2 separate regions of the Homo sapiens genome follow, and region 2 is linked to region 1. The links are chromatin loops, found by intact Hi-C in ENCODE. Cell type or tissue: CD14-positive monocyte. All regions are shown on one strand. Each heading gives the region's core, and the rest is flanking DNA. Links, peaks and the distances in the headings are about the cores only. Region 1 holds the start of C10orf67 (chromosome 10 open reading frame 67). Region 2 has its middle 220 kb from the start of OTUD1.

What was found. A loop is a pair of places that touch in the nucleus more often than their neighbours do. Peaks named below come from ENCODE experiments on the same cell type or tissue, not always from the same donor. Only the 100,000 strongest peaks of a DNase experiment are listed, where the experiment ranks them.
Region 2: it touches region 1 in a loop (1.8-fold over the local background); 2 of 110 quality-filtered maps call a loop at or near these places.

The regions. Positions count from the first base shown.
Region 1 is chr10:23,337,417-23,345,751 of GRCh38, forward strand. C10orf67 (chromosome 10 open reading frame 67) reads right to left here and starts at 7,381. Exons shown (of 16, transcript NM_001371909.1): 1 at 7,153-7,381. The coding sequence starts at 7,358. C10orf67-AS1 (C10orf67 antisense RNA 1) reads left to right here and starts at 6,541. Exons shown (of 2, transcript NR_155752.1): 1 at 6,541-6,674; 2 at 7,008-7,745. In CD14-positive monocyte, for the core only: no CTCF peak of the experiment used is centred there; a DNase peak (open chromatin) is centred at 3,735; H3K4me3 peaks cover 833 bases; H3K27me3 peaks cover 4,024 bases.
Region 2 is chr10:23,652,269-23,660,603 of GRCh38, forward strand. No RefSeq gene overlaps it. Among named protein-coding and RNA genes, the nearest start is that of OTUD1, 220 kb to the left of the region's middle. In CD14-positive monocyte, for the core only: CTCF peaks have their summits at 4,674 and 4,877; a DNase peak (open chromatin) is centred at 4,653.

The DNA.
Region 1 (8,335 bases), core at 330-8,329:
CCAGGTACTTGGGAGGCTGAGGTGGGAAGATCACCTGAGCCTGGGAGGTTAAGGCTGCAATGAGCTTGGATTGTGTCACTGCACTTCAGCTTGGATGACAGAGTGAGATCCTGCCTCAAAAAATAAAAATAAAAGAGAGGAGTCATCATTGGTGACTATGGCTGGTTAGAATAAGTTTTAGAAAAAAGTAAATTGTAATACCTAGAAAATAGTAATTTATTCCAAAGAAAAGAATGGTAAATTTAAAATAGAGAACTTTGGTAGGCACCAACTCAACAAGGTCAAGGTTAATGAGGGGAAAAATTGAACCATGCCTACTAAAGTTGAAGCCCTGAGAACCCAACCCGAGAAGTTCTTTATGACCAGGTGACTGAGGGAAAAAACCTCAAGCCTGATTCACAGATGGGTTCCTCACCAGCTGGTAGTTACCTGCAGTCTCACAGCCACACTCAGAAGTGACCCTGAATGACACAATCATGAAGGAAAATCCTCTCACTGAATAAACTGAAAGCAGTATATTTGGTTGTCTACTTTTTCTGGATGAAGGATGGCCAGAATTATGTATTGACATTAATTTATGGGCAGCTGCTAAACAGTTAACAAGATGGTCAGGAACTTGGAAGGAACAGATTGAGAGATGGATGTCAAGAATGTCTGGGAAGAGTTCTGTGGATGAGCCTTTGAAAATGGGCACAGACTGTAAAGGTGTTTGTGCGGCATCTGAATGCCCACCCAAGGGAATCCCCTACAGAGAAAGTAGTTAAATAATTAGGCAAAATGACACACTCTGTGGATATCGTTCAGTTTCCTTTTGCAGCCACCCCTGCTTGCTTGATGGCCCTCGAACAAAATGGCCATGGTGTCAGGAGTTCAACAATGTGGTTTTCCCCTTACCAAGGCTGGCCTGGCTACCACAGGTGCTGAGTGTCTAACTAGTCAACAGCAGAGATCAATACTGAGCTCCCAACGTGGCAGCATGAACCACAGGGAATAGCCAGCCACCTAGCGACAGGTTGATAGCACTGAACTTCTTCCATCATCCTCACCGGAACACACATTTATTTTGGATATGGATTTGCATTCCCTGACTATACTGCACTGGCCAGAACCACCGAGCATGAACTTACAGAACATCTTATCCATCATCACGGTATTCTCACAGCACCACTTCCCATCAAGGAACTCATTTCACAGCAAAAGACAGGCAGCAATGGATTCATGCCCATGGAATTCAGTGATCTTATCATATAACCCATCACCCAGAAGTGGCTCGCCTAATAGGTTAAATAGCTTACTGAAGATTCATTTAAGGCCAGGCACAGTGGTTCACGCCTGCAATCCCAGCACTTTGGGAGGCCGAGGCGGGAAGATCACTTGAGCCCAGGAGTTCAGGAATGGCCTGGGCAACATAGTGAGACCCTGTCTCTACAAAAAAATAAAAATAAAAAAAATAAAATTAGCTGGGCATGGTGGCACACACCTGCACTGCCAGCAATATTTGGGAGAAGCAAATCCATGAAAGAATGCAGTTCTGTCTCACAGGATGCAGTATATGCTTTGAAACAGTATATGGTGCTATCTCTCCTACAGTCATAGGTCCAAGAATGAAGAGGCACCTCTCACTCTTATGCCTCATAACTCACGCCCAAAATTATAGTTTCCTGTCTCTGCAACTTTAGGATCTGCTGGTTTGGAAGTCTTAGTTCACAAGGGAAGAATGTTTCCAGCAGAAAACATAACAGAAATTCTATTGAATTAGATGACACTGATGACTGGTCACTTTGTGATCCTTATGCTGCTGAAACAAAGGCAGAAAAGGGAGTCACTCTACTGGCTGAAGTGGATTGATTCTGAATACCAAGGGGCAATTGGGTTGCTGGTGAACAACGGAGTCAAGGAGAACTCTGTCTGGAACCCAGAGGATTCTTTGGGGTGCCTCTTAGTGTTTCCGTGCCCAGTAATAAAGATTAATGGAAAAAAGGCAGCAAAAAAAAAAAAAAAAAAAAAAGGCAGAACTTTTAAAAGTCAGGACTTCCAGGAACGAACATTTGGATCTCGCAGCTAGGTAAGGAACTTTGACCTGTCTGTACCTTTCAGCAAGTTTCGCAGCCACTGGGCAAGCCATCCCTGCAGACCAGCAGTTGTCACACCCTCTGGCAAGTTTCTCTCCCACCATGTCTTCTCCAAAGAGGTATCATTCCTAATCTCAGCCTTTGAGGGCGGGTCTTCTAACTCCTTAGTTTCTGCCCTGTTTCCTCTTCCTCAGACCTGGAGGTCATAGCTGCTTTTTGTGTTTGCTATCAGTGTATTGTCTAGAGTCTTCTTTTACCACCTTACTGCCTTTCACTAGTTAAAAATCCTTCTTACTATTTAACAGAGAACAGGAAATAGTCCCTGTTGAAATTAGCAGTGAGGTTTCTGCCTCCTGTCTGGACCCTGAGTGCTACATCAATATAGTAAATATAAACAGCCATGGGAACTAATTCTGTTTCTGTATAGTCTACACTGCTGCACATTTAACAGATCCCAGTGATTCACTTTTCCAGTCTAGAAATGCAATCCTTTACCCTACCCAGTGCTAAGCGGCTCCTTTTTACTATTCAGCCACATTTTTCATTAAGCATGAACATGTATGTTCTTCTGTTCCTTCCCATTTTAAGCAAAAGACCTATCATGGGTGGTTTATGGAGTGTGAATAGTTTTTACCAATTTTTTTTCAGGATATGATTTAGAAACTTGAAATTATGTTTTCAGGTATTCCTTCTGGTACCATAATATTACAATAATACAATATGATATTTTAAAATCAGGTTCAGGCTGGGTGTGGTGGCTCACACCAGCATTTTGGGAGGCTAAGGTGGGCAGACTGCTTGAGCTTAGGAGTTTGAGACCAGCCTGGGCAACGTGGTGAAGCCCTGTCTCTACAAAAATACAAAAAAAAAAAAAAAAAAAAATTAGCTGGGCCTGGTGGCACACACCGGCGGCTCCACCTAGTCAGGAGGCTGAAGTGAGAGGATCCCTTGAGCTCAGAGGTCAGAGGCTGCAGTGAGCTGTGACCATACCACTGCACTCCAGCCTGGGTGACAGAGGGGCAGCCGGAAATGGCAGATTCTTCTTCTAACTCCCTGATGAGGATAAGCCCATGACTCTCCGATTTCACCAGTCCTAACTCTTTATGTGACTGACTCAAAAAGTTCCAGCTCATTCAGAATCTAACTGAATGAGGAAGATTTATTCTTCAGTGTCCCTTCAAATTCCAAATGTCTCTAATTTTAGCTAACAACCCTGCTACCTAGAATGGAAACCCACATCACAACAAATTAGCTAAGTGGTTCCTACACAGTCTTTATTTATAGTCTCAGCAATTCTATTTCTGAATAATAAGTTGGTGGTTATGCATAAAACAGAATTTGGGGAAGATAATTATGTTTTTTAAAATAAATTACATACAAAATTAACGTCCTAATTTATTTTGGAAAACAGACCTATGAATATGTATTAATAAAATGCAATGACTCTTCTCACTGAATCCTAGAATTGTCCATCCTACAAATGCTTATTAATAAATCAGTCAATGAAGACAACATTAGGTGTGTTAAACTTTCACTGTGGCATATTTCTCAGGGCTAAATAAGAATATTGCTTCCTTTTACTCCTCTTCAAAGAACACAGAACTTTGATGTGCCCCATGGCTCATAAACTTCTCTAACTACACTCACTTCCTGGCTGATGTCACCAAGGCTCTCAGCTTAAGACACCATCTTTGTGCTAATTATTTCCAAACTGATACAGCCGAGCTGAACCTCTCTTCTTAACTTCAGACTCATCTAATCAACTACCTACTTAACAGCCTAAATGGATGTCTAATAGTCACTGCTGACATATAATGACCAGAAGTAAGCTTATGATATTCCCTTCAGACCTGTTCATCTCATTATCCTCCCCATCCGGGTTACTGGCAATTCCATTCTACCTGTTCATCACAGTCTCTCCGGACCTCCAACCACTGCTACCCCATGGTCATCTTCCATGAGGAATATTGTAATAGTCTCCTGTTTCCTTGTTTCTGCCCTCGTCCTCACTATAGTCTATTATCTAAACAGCCGTCAGAGTAATCCCATTGAAGGATAAATCAAATCATGTCACTCCTCTTTTCCAATCCCCTCATGGCTTCCCATCTCAAAGTAAAAGCTGAAGTCCTTAAGGTAGTCTAAAGTCCCTCGCCACAGGCACCGTCCCCCTTCCCTCTGACTTCACCTCCACTATTCTCCCTCTCTGCTCCAGCCACACTGGCCTCCTTGCTGCTCCTAGGACATCCAGGCACCATCTTTCTACCCAGTGTTCTCTCTGCCTGGAACACTTGCTAGCCTGATAGATCCTTAGGGCTCCCCCCTCAAGCCTGCAAGTCTTCACCCCAGTGTCATTTTCTCAGTGAAGCCTTCCCTGATCACCATTTCTAAAATCTGCAGTCCAGGCCGGGTATGGTGGCTCATGCCTGTAATCCCAGTACTTTGGGAGGCCGAGGCTGGAGGACTGCTTGAGCCCAGGAGTTTGAGACCAGCCTGGGCAACACAGCAAGACCCTGTATTAAAAATAAATTAGCCAGGCAGGCTGGGGTGTGCTTGTCGTCTCAGCTACTCAGGAGGCTGAGGTGGAGGGATCGCTTGACTCCAGGAGTTCAAGGCTGCACTGAGCCATGATTGTGCCACTACACTCCAGCCTGGGTGACAGAGTGAGACCCTGACTCTAAAAAACAAAACAAAACAAAACAAAAATTAAATCACAGCTCCCTCCCCACTTGCCACACACACACACACACACACACTCTCACACACTTACTCACTTTCCTCTTCTCCCTCCCCATGTTCGGTTTCTTCCTTATCACTAACCACTATCTAACTTATTACATAGTTTACTTGTTTATCTAGTTCATCATCAATTCCTGACTAGGATGCAAACTCCACAAAGGCCGGGCTTTCGTCTGCTTTGTGGACCACGTTCAGCACCTGAGCCTCTCTCATTCACACCCAGGCACCAGCTCAGTCGCCCTAGTACTTTGGGTGAAGAGGAAGGAATATGGGCATCAGTGGTTCTTTTGTTCAGCCAAAGAGCACCCGGCACCATCGGTCTGCTCTTGAGCCTGGCAAGTGCATTTTTTTTTGGGAGCTACCCCACCATGGAATGCCAAGGAGTCCAGGGCAGGACACCATTCCTATCAGCAAACACTAGAACAGGGTAGACGCTGTGTGCCTCTGGTGTTTATCACGTGCTGCCTCTAATAAATGCTATTCACAACCACCACTAGACCAGGTCCCGTGCACCCTGACCCATTTTAACAAACGTACCCATTGAATACAGTGAAGCTGGGGAAGCCCAGCCCAGGAGCATTGCCTCACTGGGTCAGTCCCACTGCTGGGCTAGGACACCTGTGGTCCCTTCTTCTCACCCTGGAGCTGTGTCTGTGTGAGGGGCTTGCCCCTAAGCCAGCCCACCTGGCACCATGAGGCCCCTGCCTTATACAACGGTAAGTTCTCCCATAGCAGCTAAGCTAATTCTGGCTACCTACTGATTTGAAAAGGTTTTTAGAAAGAAATTTGCATTTTCCCAGAAACATCAGCTCTACATTATCCAAATAAACAACAAAGCTAGAACACAGGGGGCAAAGGATTATGAAAGGGACGGGTTTTAAACAAGGATCAAGGAATAGCAAATAATGACATCGGCAAACACTTCTATGATTCTGCTATGGTCTGAGTGTGTCTCCTGAAAATTCATGTTGAAATCCTAACCCCCAAGATGACGATATTAGCAGGTGTGGACTTTGGAGGTGACTAGGTCATGAAAGTGGAGCCCTATAAATGGGATTAGTGCCCTTCTAAAAGCAGGGTGGGAGCGGGTGTGGGGGACGTGGGGGAAAACTCCCTTGCCCGTTGCACCATGTGGAGACACAGCCAGGAGGTACTGTCTGTGCAGAAGGGACCCTCATCAGACCTGGAATCTGCCAGTGGGCTTCCCAGCCTCCAGAACTGGGAGAAACAAATTCCTGTTGCTTATAAGCCACCCAGCCTATGTTGTTTTGTTACAGCAGCCCGAGGGGACTAAGACGGGTACTGTGTCCTAGATTAGCTCATTTAATATTCACTATGATCTATGAAGCAGGCACTACTCTTCATCATTCATGAACGATTATTTCCCGCTGAGAAAACTGAGGCACAGAGCAGTCAGTCGCCTAACTCACGGCCCCTGTGAGAGGGTCGCCAAGATTCTGGAATCCGGGCAGTCTGGCTCCAGAGTCCGTGCTCTTAGTGTCCAGCTATACACTTGAAGAAGTGAAAACTGCAGCTCTTTTCGGACAGTGATCCCCTCGAAAAACAAACAAAAAACTGAAGCCCAGCGGCTGGAGCAAGGGGCCTGGAAAGGCGTTGAGCGAGGGCCGGGGCGCGAGGGCTCCGGGGCGGGCCGGCGGGGACTGCCTCTCCCGCTGGTCACCTGGGGTTGAACTGGAATTGTTCAATAGAGGCCTCGAGGCCCTCCATGATCTTCCGGCCCTCCTCTGTCTCAGGCGAGTCGCCCCAGTTCGCCATTGCAGCCCCGGACGTGCGCCTCCCGCGGAGCCGCTCGCTCTCCTGAGTCGGAGTCGGGAACCCGGCGTCCGTTGCCATGGCGACTCCCAGGTAACCGGCGAAGCGCGGGAATCCGTGGGCGGGGGCCGGGGAGGGCCGCGAGTGGAGGGGGGTGGGGAACGGGGTGGGGAGGGGAAGGGGGAAGGAGATGGGGAGGAGGGGGATAGGGAGAAGGTTGGGGATGGGGGGGAAGGGGAGAGGGAAAGGAAGTAGAGGAGGTGTGGAGGGAAGGAAGAGGGGGAAGGAGTGGGGGAAGGGGGAAGAGATGGAAAGGAGGATGGGGAGGGAGCACGCGCGGGAGGAGGGGAGTGGAGAGGGGGAGGAGGAGGCGGGGCGGGCTCCCAAGCCACCCCGCTGCGCTTTCACTGTCCCGCCTGCCTCAAGGCTTCCCCACAAGACTCCCACAGCCTGGAGGCTGCTGCGATACCCCAGAGGAAAGCTGCACCCCCGTAAATAACCCTTCAGCCTCCCGCCGTGCCCCTGGACCCTGCTCGCTTCCTCCTCTACCCAGGCGCGGAGCTCAGCCTACCTCGTGGACCCGCGCATTTGCGGGGGCTTGAATTCCCGAGCTTCTCGCTTCCTACGCGCGCAGCAGACCCGCAGCTCGGTGGCCTTGGCTTTCATGGCCTCCCAGCGTGTGCCAAAGGTCCCCCTCAAGGAGGAGGAAAAGCAGTGAACCCATCTAATAACTATGCTCATGACATAATGAGCCCTGCGATCCCGGACCAAGGCCATCATAAGAGGAGAGCAGGCTGCCTAATAAGCTGTCTCCACCTGCCACAAACGTAGGCGTTCCTGGACAAAATATTTCCTTGCAGAGATTAAACAGATTTCTATTTAATGAGGTCAGAATGTGAGGCGTTAAGTCTTAAACTATACCATCTAGTGTGGAATTCAATTTTACCAGGTTTCTACAATAATAAGAGTTAATAGTGAAACTGTTGTCATCCTTAGTTTTAAATTATGTATCACTCATTGTCAACTAATAGGAGACACCTATTCTAATATCAGTATGTCATTGTTTTTCTGTAAACGACTGGCTAAATTTATTTTTAAAATGTCATTGTCTGGTTTAGAACTGTCTATACTACATCTGCATTTCAATATATTATCTACAGAAAAATAAGTTTTTTCTCCTCTCTCTTATTATTATTATTATTATTTTTTGGAGCCGGAGTCTCGCTCTGTCGCCCAGGCTGGGGTGCAGTGGCGCGATCTGGGCTCACTGCAACCTCCGCCTCCCGGGTTCAAGCAATTCTCCTGCTTCAGCCTCCCGAGCAGCTGGGACTACAGGCACACAGCACCAAGCCAGGCTAATTTTTTGTATTTTTAGTAGAGACGGGGTTTCACCGCGTTGTGCAGGCTAGTCTAACTCCTGAGCTCAGGCAATCTGCCCCCCTCGGCCTCCCAAAGTGCTAGATAACAGGCGTGAGCCACAGAGCCCGGCCTCTTCTCTGTCTTGTAACAGTAAGTGAAAATAACTTAGCTGGATTTAGAAGCTCAAAACAGGAAAAGAAAAGCACTGTAGCATTATCACTACTATTATGTTTAAAGACAAAGATTAAAAGCCCCAAATGCCAATAAAACATCATAACCAATGCCAAAATCATCTTCTGTGAAGGCTTATTTTTTGGGGGGGAGATGAAGAGAGAAGAGAAAAAGAGTTACTTTTACTCTTTGGAGGTTTTTAATTACAAACTCTAACTTCAGAC
Region 2 (8,335 bases), core at 267-8,266, 310 kb after region 1:
ATGTTGTCATTGAATATCCAAGTATTCTCTCTGCTGCATGACAGTTTCATTGTCTGGATATGCTAAAATGTTTCAACAATGATAATTAGGAAGTTTGTTGTAAATTCTTTTAAATAATTGAAAAAAGATATTCTAAGGAGAATCTGTAATAAGTTAGAAGGTAAGGTGACTGCTTTACCTACGATGACCATTTAATTTTTGGTTATATGGAGAGTTGGAAAAACTGGGATGATGGGATCAAAAGGCCCTCCTTGAAGGTAGAATGTTTTATCTCCTGTCAGTGCATCTTCCTAGTTCTTTATTGGAGAAAAAAATACATGGGTATCTTAACAGTACACCTATTGCTGCCTGAAATGCACATTATTTACCACATGAAGATAAATATTGATGTGAAGGAATTCAATGTTTGTTTGCAACAATACCAAAAGTTGTTTCAGGAAGTGGATTCCCACATAATGACACATCTAGGAGGCCAGATTGAATGCTATGATCTAGGGACAGGCATTACATCTCGAGGTGCAATGATCTAAAGACACAAGAAATGTTGGCCATTTCAGCAGGTGCAAGATTTTCAGTAACAGGACCAGTGCTGCTGGCCACAAGAACTTTCCTCAGTGATAGAAATGTTTTATGTCTGTGTATCTAGCACAATAGAGACACTTGCCACATATGGCCATGGGCACTTTAAAAAATGCTAAATTGGCTGAGTGAAGTGGCTCACATCTATAATCCCAACACTTTGGGAGGCCAAAGCAGAGCGTGGCTTGAGCCCAGGAGTCTGAGACCAGCCTGGGCAACATGGAAAGACCCCATCTTCACAAAAAATTAAAAAATTTAGCCAGCTGTGGTGTTATGCACTTGTAGTCCCAGTTACTCTGGAGACTGAGATGGGAGGGCTGCTTGAGGTCAGAAGGTCAAGGCTGCAGTGAGCCGTGTTCATGCCACTGCATTCCAGCCTGGGTGACAGAATATAAGAGACCCTGTCTCACACAAAAAGAGAAAAAAGAATGGCTAAATGGATAAAATGTGACACATATACACAATGAAATATTATTCAGCTACAAAAAAAATGAGATCCTGTCATTTGTAACAACATGGATGGTGAGATGGTTTGGCTTTGTGTCCCCACCCAAATCTCATCTTGAATTGTAATCCCCAGGTGTTGTATAGACCTGGTGGGAAGTGTAGATTATGGGGGCAGTTCCTTTCATGATGTTCTCATGATAGTAAATAAGTTCTCATGAGATCTGATGGTTTTATAAATGGTAGTTTTTACTGCACTCTCATGCTCTCTCTCGCCTGCCACCATGTAAGATGCGCCTGCTTCCCCTTCAACCATGATTATAAGTTTCCTGAGGCCTCCCCAGCCATGTAGAACTATGAGTCAATTAAACCTCTTTCCTTTGTAAATTACCCAGTGTCAGACAGTTCTTTGTAGCAGTGTGAGAATGGATTAGTACAGATTGTCCTGGAGGAAGTTATGTTAAGTGAAATAAGCCAGGCACAGAAAGACAAATATTGTATGTTCTCACTCATATGTGCAAAATAAAAATTGAAACGACTGAATTCATGAAGATAGAATGGTGGTTACCAGAGGCTGGAAAGGGTAGCAGAGAGGGAGGGGCAAAGTGGGATGGTTAATTAGTGCAAAAATATAGTTAGAATGAATAAGGTCTAGTATTTGGTAGCACAACAGGGAACTACAGTCAACAATAATTTTTAACTTAAAAAACTAAAAGAGTAAAATTAGAATTTTCCTTACACAAAGAAATCATGGTGATGGATACCCTAATTACTCTGATGTGATTATTACACATTGTATGCCTGTATCAAAATGTCACAGGTATCCCATAAATATATACAACTATTATGTATCCATAATAATTAAAAATATACTTAAAAAAATTCAAAGTGACTAGTACAACTGAGTAACTGAATTTTTATTTAATTTTTATAAATTTAAATTAAAAAGCCACACATGGTTAGTGGATACCAAATTGGTTCATGCAGTTCTAGAGCACAGAGGAGTGCTTAAGAGTGAAAAAAAGTGACTTGGAATAAGTCATGATAGGAAATATAGACTTTGTCCTCTGGGGAACAAAGAGTAAATTGAAAATGCCTGAGGGTTCAGGGCCCTGAAATTGACATAAAGGATAAGGTCGGGAGCACATGGACTGTAGCTCACTGCCTGAGATTAGAGGACACAAGGCAAGGATGGGTGCAAGAGAAGCTATAATTTATAAAGGGAAGGAGAAAATTTGAGGAAAGTCGTATCAGATAGATTCAATTTTCGCCAAGTAGCAAGAGACCAGTGGGTCTACTGAAGTGGAGGGAATGAAAGAGCAGAGTGGTGGGAAGATGTGGAGAGAATACGGTTGTTCTGAAATGACTGGGGAGTGGCCAATAATAAGGGACCTCCTGGTGGTAAGACAGAGGGCACAGCTGGAATTGAAGATAGTGGGTTTGAAATGGTTCCAAACTGCAGTTCCAGAAGCTCATTTATCTGGGTATGGAGAAAATGTATTGTTATAGGTCCAGGGTTGGAGTTCCCCAAACAGTCACTGCAGAAGTCCTGGGTGCAAAAAAATTGAGAAAGCTGGCAAGGAATTACTTTAGATTATAATACGAGGTTACCAACCTACGTCACCAACCTAGAAGAGCAAGTTAGGTCAGAGAGTAAAAAATTTGAGCTGAAGACTTCAGAGGCACAAATGTGACCCCTAGATCCATGATGTGGCCATGCTAATAGATGGCTGAAAAGGGCTAGAGGTGGATGTCATTGGCGATGAGGTGCTGGATGGCCATCCACATTAACAATGAACAATATGGCAAGACTTGGGAGAGAGGAGGAATGGGAGCCAGATGTAATTAATAAATAAAGAGTTAAGACCTCAGAAATGAACCTCAAGAAGAAGGAGTAAGTGTCCTAGAAAGAGTAGGATGGCATGAGCATTAAAATGTGGGCATTTTTACATGAAGGCAGAGAAATAATGCCACCTCTACCTTTGGACCGCAGAACAGCGCTGGGGTCTCCGTGCGCAGTCTCCCATGGCTAGGGCTGTGGGAAAGCAGTGTCCTTCAGAGTAGAGGTGGATTTCAGTTAACGAAGGCAATGGAGCAAGTGTTCAGTGACTAAGTGAATGTTACTAGGAAGCTTATTTACTGGGTATGGAGAGTTCCAGAGAGCCCATGGGTGATATAGCAGCAAAGGGCATCCTTGAGGCTATAGAGGAAGAAGTCAGCTAGAGAAATTATAGCAAAGGGACACAGCAAGGTCTTTTACGGTGTGACAAATTTGTTAATAGGATATATAGTCATTTTTGCTGACTTTCAGAATGGTTTAGAAAAAAGTAAATAGATTGTGGACCCTAAAACCCTATCACCAGCTAGCTACGGGAAAAACAGTCTTTACTACAAATATGGGATGACCAGGTCTAGAACTTGACTTTCTTTCTCATCTATTAATAGAACATGATGACCGTGTATTCAGAAAGGAAAGGTGCAATGGAAAAGGCTTGTTGATCTAATTTTCTGAATGTCTTTAGAAACAGAATGAATTCTCATTAGTCTGGGACGATTCAGGTGTGACTGTCTACCTGAAAGAGAAGGATAAATTACATTGCCTTACAAATGCTTTTACATCCTAATGATTTCTGTAAATCTAAGCTAAATTAGCTGAGATTCTTGAGTATTATAAAGGTAGTGGAATATCACTACATTAGAGCTCATGAGAGCTCATGGCGCCCTTATTTTATAAACTTAAAACAGGTGGTCCAGCGATAGATGTTTTCTAATCTCTAAATTGAATAATATGGAATCAAGTTTGGTTAAACATTGAACATGCTGCCTTTATAGGAAAGAATAAAATACATTGAAAATGGAATTGTCCCAGAGAAGTCTAAGATATATGTCTACTATACTTATAAATGAGAATAATTTATCAGGTGGATATTTCAGTAACCATGTCTTTTTAAATATATTTAAAAAATTCTAATCTAGGACATAGAATGTCTCAGTGAGTTCCAGTGGAGTTATCCAAATCCAACAAATGAAAGATAAAACCCTTATTGAATAATTTAGACTTTTCTCCACTTTAAGGTGCTTTGGCTTGACACTGGTTCCTTGTTTTATTCAACTGCTCAGAAACGCATAATCTCATTTAAATTGAAGAAGCCATTGAAAATAAGTTGGCTCTACTTCCAGAATTGTAACTAAAAGAAAATTCTTTCTTCTGCAAATGATAAAGAATTTTCAGCATGTTTATCCACAGCTAATCCTATTCCTTTGGGTACAATGTGGTGCTGCACATTGAAACGTTATAAGAGCATTACCCCGCTAGGCAATAAACATGCTTTAAGAGCTTACTGGTAGTATGCTGACTCAAAGCAGAAATAATAATATCATCATTTTAAGTTGTCACATCTTCATTCTCCTTTCTAAAGACCCTTGCAGGTTTTTCAAGGTCTTTTGCCCCTCCATGACAGTTTGCTTTTGTAAGAGGCTGGTCTCAGAATTCAGATTTGTTCCATGATCTTAAAATACAGCAAAGCAAAAAAGCAAGTAAACCTTGATATTTATTTGAAATTTCCTGAGGTGAAGACTTCTTGGTCAAAAGATCAAGTAAGCCTCTTATTACTGGTGGCATACTGGAGTCACCTACAGGGTGTTTTGGGAACTGCCTGTGACATAGAAACTACTTTTTGTTGGGAAGAAGTTTAGTTGGGGCTGTGGGAAATAAAAGAGAAGAAAAATACAAATGTGAGAGGGTAATGAGAGGGTAGAAACCCCACTAGAGCCAAAAGTGGGCCACATAGGCAGGGCCAGAGCTAGATTAGGGGTTTCTGAGACTAGGGCTGTGGGAACAGAAGATGATTTCCCACTACATCTGGAATTGGTGGAAAAGGGAGGCTTGAAGTATGAATTCTTGGAAACTTGGGAGCTTTTTCTGAAGTTCCTAGATATTAAGAATGGGAGTCAGATGTCTTGATTGTGAGGACACCGTGGGGTTCCCTGAGCTCATAACTACTCCATCTTACTATTTTTTAAATTCCCTCTTCCCTATAGAGACTCTGGTAAATCCTTTAAGAGTGAATTTGGTCCATGAGTTTATTTTGAGACCAGTGAAGAAGGGACAAGCTAGGGAAAGAGAATCTTCAGCTTTCAGGTTTGGTGTATCAGGGAACAGAGGGTACCCAGCAGGAGCAGGCTTCTTTAAAGAAGATAGAACTCAGGGGGCCTCAGGTGACCTCAGAGGGGCTCCTCCCAGAAAGCCAGCCAAGAAGCCCCTCAGGAGTTTGGGACGGCCACCTTGGCCAGGCAGTGGCCGGGAGAATCACTGGATTGGGAGGATCTTTGAGTAGCTGTAGTTCTGGGGGTCAGAGTCAGCCACTCTGGGTGGAGCCATGGAAGAATTCATGGGGTGTGTTTAGTCTCCATCTCTTCAATCTTTCATCTTGAATTAATACACTGCACTCCTGTCTCATTGACATTTAAAAGCTGTTAATCCCTAACAGCTCTCTATTATCCTCCAAATATGGTCCAGACTCCTTGACAATAAGTTCATGGCCAACTTAAGCCCACTGCCATTTCCTGATGAGGCATCCTATTTCCTGCTCTGTGTGTTGTAAGCCCCCAGGAATTCCATTTTTGTTCTGCCACAGCAGGATCCTAGCTTCATGGCTCTCCCCTTCCTAGTCTTGTCTCCCTGGGTCAATTGGAGTATGACAGGTCTTTTGCTGTACAGAAAGCCACTGAGTTTCATTCTTGTTGTGTATCCAACTTATTTTCTACCTAAGCAGTTTCAAGAGAGGCATGAGGGACTCTTTCTGATGCTCTGTGTTTTTGTGTGATGGGAAGAGGAGGAATGTGGGAAAGCATGGGAGATAGGAGGCTGCACACAATCCTTTCACTTCCCATTGTCATCATGACCTTCCATCCCTTTTGCTTTCTGTTATGTGATTACAAAATCTCACCTCTTCCCTTTGGGTTCCCCCAGGCAGGGATTGAATCTTATTTAAATTTGTAGCTCCCAAGTCTAGCATGGACCCTAGAACTCAGTACATATTCATTGAGTGAATTACAATTGGAATTCTCTTCCACTCTCACAACATACAATGAGTGACATTGCTCAGTGACATTCTCCATCAAGTCGCCATCTGAGGCTTACAAGTTGACATTGATGACCTGTCAATGCTTAATTATAGGTATCTTTGGTATAATCCTAGAAAGTTTGGCCCTAGAGGAAAAAGAACCTGGTGAGACATACCAGAGGATATTGACACAGCTTGTAATGGATTTAGTGCATCCTTTTCTCTAGTCTTCTTGTGTTGAAATTGCCATATGACCCAGGCACTAAAGGCTTCCAGATAAAATGGATGCATTTCTCTTTACTGGGGATCAGATCCTACTTTAAAAGGCCTAGCTCCTTTAAGACCCCAAAGGACGAGCCCTAGGAGAAGAGCTGACTGGGGAAGCCTGAACTGCCTAGCTGAATCACCAATTGCTTCAAGCTTTCAACTGACTTAAGCCTCTCCTGGAGCTTGCTTCAGACCTGGCCTTCTGACTCTGGGGAAGTCACAACTCTCATTGCATCTTGCCCAGGGAGGTTGCCATGGGTCTTTACCCATGACTGGGCCTCAGATATGCCCCATTCAGTAGTAGTCCCCATCCTTGTGTTTAGCCTAGACCAGTCTCAGACCTGCCAGCGTCTTGTCCCCTGAACAGCTCAGCCTGGCCTTGTTTCTTGCATAGACCAGTGCTGATCATGATCCTGAAACATCAAATTCCAAAAGACACAATCCCAAATGCCATAATCCTGAATGTTGAAATCCCAAAAGAGCAAAATCCCTAAAGATCAAATCCCTAAAGTCTAAATACCCCTAACAACTAAAATCTTTAATGTCTAAAATCACACTCCTGAAAGATTAAAATCCATAATATTGAAATCATGAAAGCCATATTCTGCAGAAGGGATTAGTGTGTTTTCAACAGTATGAAGGATAGTTGCATCATATTAGGCAGAACTATTAACTTGTTTTTGTCTTTACTTGGAAATCGTGGTTTAAGGAGATGCATGTGGGTGCCAACTGATAAAGGATGAACTTGTGGACTTAATTTAGGTGTCAACTTGACTGGGTTAAGAAATACCTAGTAGGTATTATTTTGGTTGTGTCTGTGAGGACTTTTCCAGAGATTAATGCATGAGTCTGAGTGGGCTAGGCTGGGAAGATCTGCCCTCAATGTGGGTGTGCACCATCCAATCTGCTGGAGGTCTAAGGAGAACATACAGAAGGCAAATTGGTCTCTCTCTAAGAGCTAAGACAGACTTTTCTTCTGCTACGTTGGATATCAGAACTACAGGCTTGCCAACATAGTTATTATTGGCGCTGCAAAAGCAGAAAATTGCTTCATTGCAATGGCTGAGGAATAACGAACCAGACTTTCAAATGGCCAATGTATACTTACAAAATGTGTAGACCACATCCGCCCTCCAAATACAAGTGCATATATGGTATTCTACCCCAGATGCTGAAGTGACTGACAAGGGGATGGCCTGTGCCAGTGGGGTGCAAGGCCTGGGTGAGCCACACCATGTGGCTTATCTATACCCAACATCTGTCTTCCTGGCCAGGTATGGTGGCTCACGCCTGTAATCCCAGCACTTTGGGAGGCCAAGATGGGCAGATCACTTGAGGTCTGGAGGTCGAGACCAGCCTGGACACCATGATGAAACCCTATCTCTACTAAAAGTACCAAAATTAGCCAGCTGTGGTGGCAGGTGCCTGTAGTCCTAGCTACTTGGGAGCCTGAGGCATGAGAATTGCTTGAACATGGGAAGTGGAGGTGGCAGTGAGCTGAGATTGCACCACTGCACTCCAGCCTATCTTAAAAAAAAAGTGCTCACAAACATCAGTTTTCTGGTGAAATCAGGTGAAACTAACATCAATGTCATCAGAAGACAGCATTTACTGAGTCCTTTTTATGGACCATATCTCACATTTTGTAACCCATTTTTTTTTTCTTCCTAACAACACTCTGAGGCCAGTGCTATGAGGTGCATGTGGAGGGCCCAGGAATGAGCATCTCAGTCTCACTCAGGGGGACTTGTTGCCCCAGCTGCTGGGAGTGCTCTCAGCTCCTTCAGGGGCTGCCTCAGCTGTAGAGCATCTCCTCTCTCAGGGCATGCCCTTCCCATGGTGGCCTGCATCTAGTGGCAGATCATTCAGGGCACAAAGACCCACATGGGGACAACTCTGAGGATTGACTGAGTCCTTGTCTGGTCTGCATGCCAGTTCAGCTTCTCTCGTCACCCAGTCCTGCTTCTTCCACCTCCCTT